Linked DNA regions of Homo sapiens: region 1 is linked to region 2. The links are chromatin loops, found by intact Hi-C in ENCODE. Cell type or tissue: IMR-90. All regions are shown on one strand. Links, peaks and the distances in the headings refer to the core of each region. The heading gives the core; the rest is flanking DNA. Region 1 has its middle 94 kb from the start of JADE1. Region 2 has its middle 20 kb from the start of LINC03140.

Evidence for each region. A loop is a pair of places that touch in the nucleus more often than their neighbours do. Peaks named below come from ENCODE experiments on the same cell type or tissue, not always from the same donor. Only the 100,000 strongest peaks of a DNase experiment are listed, where the experiment ranks them.
Region 1: it touches region 2 in a loop (2.1-fold over the local background); 1 of 110 quality-filtered maps calls a loop at or near these places.

What each region holds. Positions count from the first base shown.
Region 1 is chr4:128,714,722-128,717,640 of GRCh38, forward strand. No RefSeq gene overlaps it. Among named protein-coding and RNA genes, the nearest start is that of JADE1, 94 kb to the right of the region's middle. In IMR-90, for the core only: no CTCF peak of the experiment used is centred there; a DNase peak (open chromatin) is centred at 1,110; H3K27ac peaks cover 262 bases.
Region 2 is chr4:128,589,317-128,592,235 of GRCh38, forward strand. No RefSeq gene overlaps it. Among named protein-coding and RNA genes, the nearest start is that of LINC03140, 20 kb to the left of the region's middle. In IMR-90, for the core only: a CTCF peak has its summit at 1,602; no DNase peak of the experiment used is centred there.

The sequences.
Region 1 (2,919 bases), core at 170-2,669, 130 kb after region 2:
GAACTTGGTGACAAAGGCACTATGGTGCTTGGTACAATCATAAAGGACAAAGTCAAGGACTGGGAAAACTGAATATTAAGAGTGTAAGAACTTACAAGTACTGAGGGATCCCAGAGGCATCCTATCCCACTTGGCCTCTACACATTCATTTGTTCTAGAAGAATAAAGGTAGCATTGATCCAAGTCATACTGATCTTCTGTCTCTCCAGATAAGACTGATTTATAAGTTTACACCATCTGTTGGGGTTAGTGATGTTATTCTCTCTAATACCAGTTAATACCTCAAAAAGGGCTCTGTTTAGCTGAGACAAACAGTAACTTCAAGGACCTAATCATAAATTTTTTGCAATTTTCACTATGAAGAAATTCAGACTTCATCTTGATCTAAACCAGTGTGCTTTCATTTGTCCCCAGACCCTCAGGGATCTGTCTTCTCACTTATGAGACATTCATTCACCACCTCCAATACACACACACACACACATACACACACACACTTTTTTTTGAGACAGGGTCTCATTCTGTCACCCAGTCTGCAGTGCAGAGGCAACATCACAGCTCACTGCAGCCTCAACCTCCTAAGCTCAAGCGATCCTCCCACTTCAGCCTCCAGAGTAGCTGAGACTACAGGCATGAACCACCATGCCGAGCTAATTTTTTGCAATTTTTGGTAGAGACAGGGTTTCGCTATGTTGCCTGGGCTCGTCTTGAGCTCCTGGGCCCAAGTGATCCACCCACCTCCACCTCCCAAAGTGCTGGGATTATAGGCATGAGCCACCATGCCCGGCCTTTTCTCTCCATTTTAAGTCACTCCCCCTGCCCCCCAACTACCATAATTCTATTAAATACTTCAAGGGAAATTTTGAAGTTGGTGTCCCTGAGCCAAACTTTTAGAAGAGGTACTTTTCCCTGTGCTAACTTCAGCCTTTTCTTTGTTAGGTCCCTTCACGCACTGGAAGGGAAGTTTGATAGCGTTTTAAAAGAGTGAGAAACTCAGTGTGGAAAGAAAAAAAAATAAAAAATAAAAACAAGAAATGTTAGCTTTCAGAAAAGCTATTTCACAATACACTGCAATAACCACAAAAATCGAGAGTTTTGCCTTACAACCCTAGGTTTACCACTGAAGTATGTATGACCTCAAGAGAGTCAATTAACTTTCTGATTCGTAGTTTCCTCATCTCTCAAATGAGAAACTTGAACCAGTTACCCTAAGGTATATTATAATTCTAAAATGACACGATTTTATATCAACATGCCCCAAAAGTTATTGACCATGTGATATTTGACACTATTATTAAGGCCTGCCAAATTATATTCTATGTGTGGACATGATTCCTTCTAAAACCAGAGTAAAAACCATTCCAAAAAGATACTTGAGAAATAATCGGGCAATTGGGGGGCACCCACATAACGTTTGGTTGTTCAGTTTCATAACAGTACCACTCTTCCCCTCCTACAACCACCACTGCTGTCCGTTTCTACTTCCCTCAATGCTTTTTCACCCTAGACTCTTAATACCTCTCCAGGGCTAGAAGTCACCATTTTCTTCAGAGCAGTCCCGATAGTATCACCTGTGTACTCTGCCTATTAGATGGTGGAGGTAGCAAAATATCTTACATGATAAAAGTAAGGATCATCTGGTGGGAGAGGTAGAGATTGGTTTTGGACGTATTTAGTTAGTCCCTTTTGCTTCTCAAAATAAACATCTTTGTGCTCAGTTAAAAGCTTTCCAAGATGTTCACAAGGGAAGAGGGAATTCTTGCCAAAAACTTAAGCCCAGCCAGACAGGGATACTAAAATTTTGCTGCCTGTGGAAACACGTGGCCACGCAGGACTTTGGCATAAAAACAGTCATCTGTGCTTAAATGATGGCAGTGTAGACTTCTGGTGGTTCAGAGGCTATGTTCAGGGCACCCAGGCACAGTGTACAGGGTCTGACAACTCCATTGGCAGTTCCCATTCAATTACAGTTCACAGCACACTCTTGTCTATTTACAGAACTTACAACTCGGCAAACCTTGGTCCTTATGGTTGGAGGGGTAAAGAGAAACACTTCTCTCACTCTTTTCACAGTTTTAGTTCTGCTTCCAAATCTTAACAGTTGCAAAATGCTTTAGAAGATCTAGGCCCAAGAGCCCATCTGCAATTTTAGTGTTGTGACCTTGGGCAAGACACTTAACCATCTCTGAGCCGCAACTTTCTTGTCCATAAAATGGTGATAATGATCCTTGTTCTACTTTGCTTACAAGAATGTTGTACAGATCAATAAAATAACATAAATAAAAATACATTAAAAAGTGCTATGTAAATACAAGATTTTTAAATTATCAGGTGCCTCCTCTTCTTCTCTGCTCTTTCCTTTATCTCATCTGTTTCTGTGTCCTTTAAGCATCTTCATGGTCTTTTCTTAGTCCAAAATTCCCCATGTGGTTAATGCTTAGCTTCTTAAACACGGGCTTTTTATCAACCAGGCAAATCTATACCTATATATGATCTACCTACCTCCCCATTCAGAGCCAATCTATTACCTTTAGTATAGTCTCATTCATTTCCAGTTGCATGAATTGAGGACTTAATGTCTCTGTGTCCTAGGCTAGGGATACAAAATTGAACGAGCAGATTCAGCCCTCGAGGAACACACCATTAGATCTAAGCATCTTAGACCAGTCAAATAGGTTCATCAGGTCTACATAAGTTGCAGTTGAACCTTCTCTCCCTGGAAGAGAACTCTGCTTCTATGAGTTTAGGTGTATCTGGACAGTTTGGGGCAGAAGTTGAACTTTGAAGTCCTTTAATCCCACTGTTCTGGAGAAGGCAGGCAACTATCCAAGCCTCCTTGAAATTATTTTTCACATTCCTTTGTTGACTGGCCCCATACTTCCCCCTCTTTTTTTCCTAATTCAATATCTTATTTAATGT
Region 2 (2,919 bases), core at 125-2,624:
CAGGGACTTTTGTTCACTGCTATATCCCAGCACCTAGAATAGTAACCTGGCAAATGATGATGCCCAGTAGGTATTTGTGAAATGAATCTGTGCTGTGCTGCTCTCTAAGGTGTGTCTTGTTTGGTGTTTCATCTTTGGAGACTCTGTAACAATGGGTTTGTGTTGTTTGGATAACACAAAAGTCAATCCACCTACGTCTTAACTGTGCCCCTCAGCTAATTGTTGACTTGAAAGCAGAGGTCAGTTCTTACTCATCTTTGCATCCTAGCAGCTCCTCATACATACAGTTCCTTCTTATATTAGACCCTATAATGAGTTTGCTGAATCTCCTGGGTGTTTGAAATCTCTCCAACTGGCCTTCATGTAGGCTACAAACAGAGGATTGCCTTGTAATTCTTGTGTGTATTTAAAGGCACCATGCAAACAGAGAGTTGCTCAGAAAAGCATCCTGACTTGCTGGAATGATGTAAATACACAAACCAAGGCATTACACACCATGCAAGGCTCAGTGCATGGCAATAGATTCAGATACACAGAAGACCGTCAGAGAAGGTGACTGGTTCCTCTTCCTCTGCAGCATGAGGCCTGAGATGTCGTGAAGACCAGACACCTCAGCAGGTTTGAACTCAGCCACCGGAGTGCACAGCCATTTCAGATTCGTTTCTCTCACGTCTCCAACAACAAAATACTAACAACCACCAACTGCTGTTGAGCACACACTATGGTGCCAGGAACTGATTTAGTGCTTTGCATACATTTTCTCAATTAATCCTAACTGGAGGCACGGACTATTATTATCTCCGCTTTTCAAAAGTGGAAACACCGGCACAGAGAGATTAAGCAACTTGCCCAAGGTCACACAGTGAGTAATTGGTAGGGCTTGGGTTCATACCCTGGCCAACTGCTCTAGAGCCTGAACTCTTAATCTCTTTGCTCTGCTGCTGCCGTGTTATGTGGTTAACACTTCCAGTGACAAAGCCTGTAGTAGCTAGGTTGGCATCTGTTTAATGTCTAACCCATAATGGTGATTGTATAATATGACTAAAAATTTTTTAAAAATCGAGCCTGTAATTGAGGGCCTCTTTAGCTACAGTGTGCAGAAAACACAGGCTGCAGGGCTCTACCTGAGTCCCATGCTCTCATGATCCAAATTTCCAAAACAAGGCTAGGCCTATCGATGTTTGAAATCTGCTTCTCAGTTCTGCGTTTGTGATTTTACAATGACTTCCGCATTCATTAGCATCCCATTAATGGGCCAGTGTATGGGAACAGTTGTACTATGAAGGGAGGGGATTTTTTTTTCTTTTCTTTTCCGTTAAAACCACAGGTCTACAGAATGAAAATGCTAAATCTAATGAGTGTAACCTGGAAAGTAATTTCATGGGCTGTAGTACTTTCATGGCAATAATTCTTGGATGTCAAAAGGATAAGGACACAGTTTTCTGCTTCTAATTTTATTCTTAAAAAATGATGGTATTGAGCTATCCATGGAGTGCTCCTGTAGATTAATTCCAGTTTTTCTTTTATAGAGGAGATTTAAGGGAAGTCTTAATCTGCTTTATATTTAACTCTTATCTCCACACTGTGAATTAAAAATAGAATGCTGGACTGTAGCCTCACCTCCTGGACTCTCTGAGGGCTCAGGTTACTCCAGCATAAGGCTGGGCTGCGAGCTGCTCCAGGTCTCTGGCTTGGTGCCCCTCCCGGACTTTCCAAACAGCTGCCTCTTTCTAAATTTTTATCCAAGAGCCACACATTAACCTGTCTAAAGTGAGCAGTCCTTATTCTGTGATTCTTAAATAACATTTAGCATTTTCCTCAGGTAATTTTCATTTTTCGTGAAACTCAGTGAGTTCTGAATCCTTCCAGAAGCTAGTTTCAAAAACTGAGTCCTGTAGTCGAGTTCTCCTAAGTCCATGCGTGAGGTGGAGTGAAAGCTAAAGAGCCTTTCCTCTTTTTTTCTCTTCATCTGGTAAAAATTTGCTCTGGAGTACGTCCCCTGATTTCCCTTCTCCTCTCTCCCACTCTTCTCCCTTCCTTTTCCCATTTCCGCACCTTTTCCTAATCCTCTTTCCCATTCCCTGTGTGTATCTCTTCCTTCCCCAAGCCTGTGTCTGAGACAGCTGGAAAGGACAGGAAGAGTTTGGGTGTGGGGAGGAGCCGGAGCCAGGGCCGCTCCTTCTCACCCACTCACCCCATTTCCAACCTGGAGCTTCAGAAATACAATCGAGGGTCAAATTCAGTAACTAATCATTGGGTCGGTCCAGACCAAAAGAGGTAAGAAATCCCTATGGAAATGTCTACTATGGCTTTGGGTTTCTGGTTTTTCCAGCCGGGCAAAGGTTGCACATCTGGTGAATCTTGCCTGTCTGGTCCAAGTGCAGGGAGAAAGGGAACCACGTGGTAAGCACAGCAGCAGAGGCACTCTGTAGATTCCGTCCTGCCTTCAGTGTAGACACACGTCCTCCAGCTCTTTTTCCTCCTTCGTCTTGCCCCACTAGCAAGTTTCAGTTCTAAAGTCTTAACCAAAAGGAGGCTATTTTACGTGCTGTTAATTGCAAAAAATTGCCATTTCTGGGGAAGCCTTTGTATTTTTCACCACCACAATCATGAGAGCAATGATAGTGACCACTTACTGAGTGGGCTGGACTGTGGGGGTGCTGAATGTATATTCAAAGAAAACAGAGCCCCTCAAAAATGTGGGGCCACCCACCCCGTTGGCCAAATGGCAACATCCTCCAGGATGATGCTTTTGAAACTGTGGCGTGTTGAGTGAGTTTCACTGAACATGAGATCAATTTAGTTGTGAAGACTGACGTTTTGAAAAATAAACTAGAAAAGAATGGGATGGAACAAAACAGAAAACTATCAGAGGATTTGGATGTGATAGGAGTATTATTTTGTGAAACTTTGGTCTTG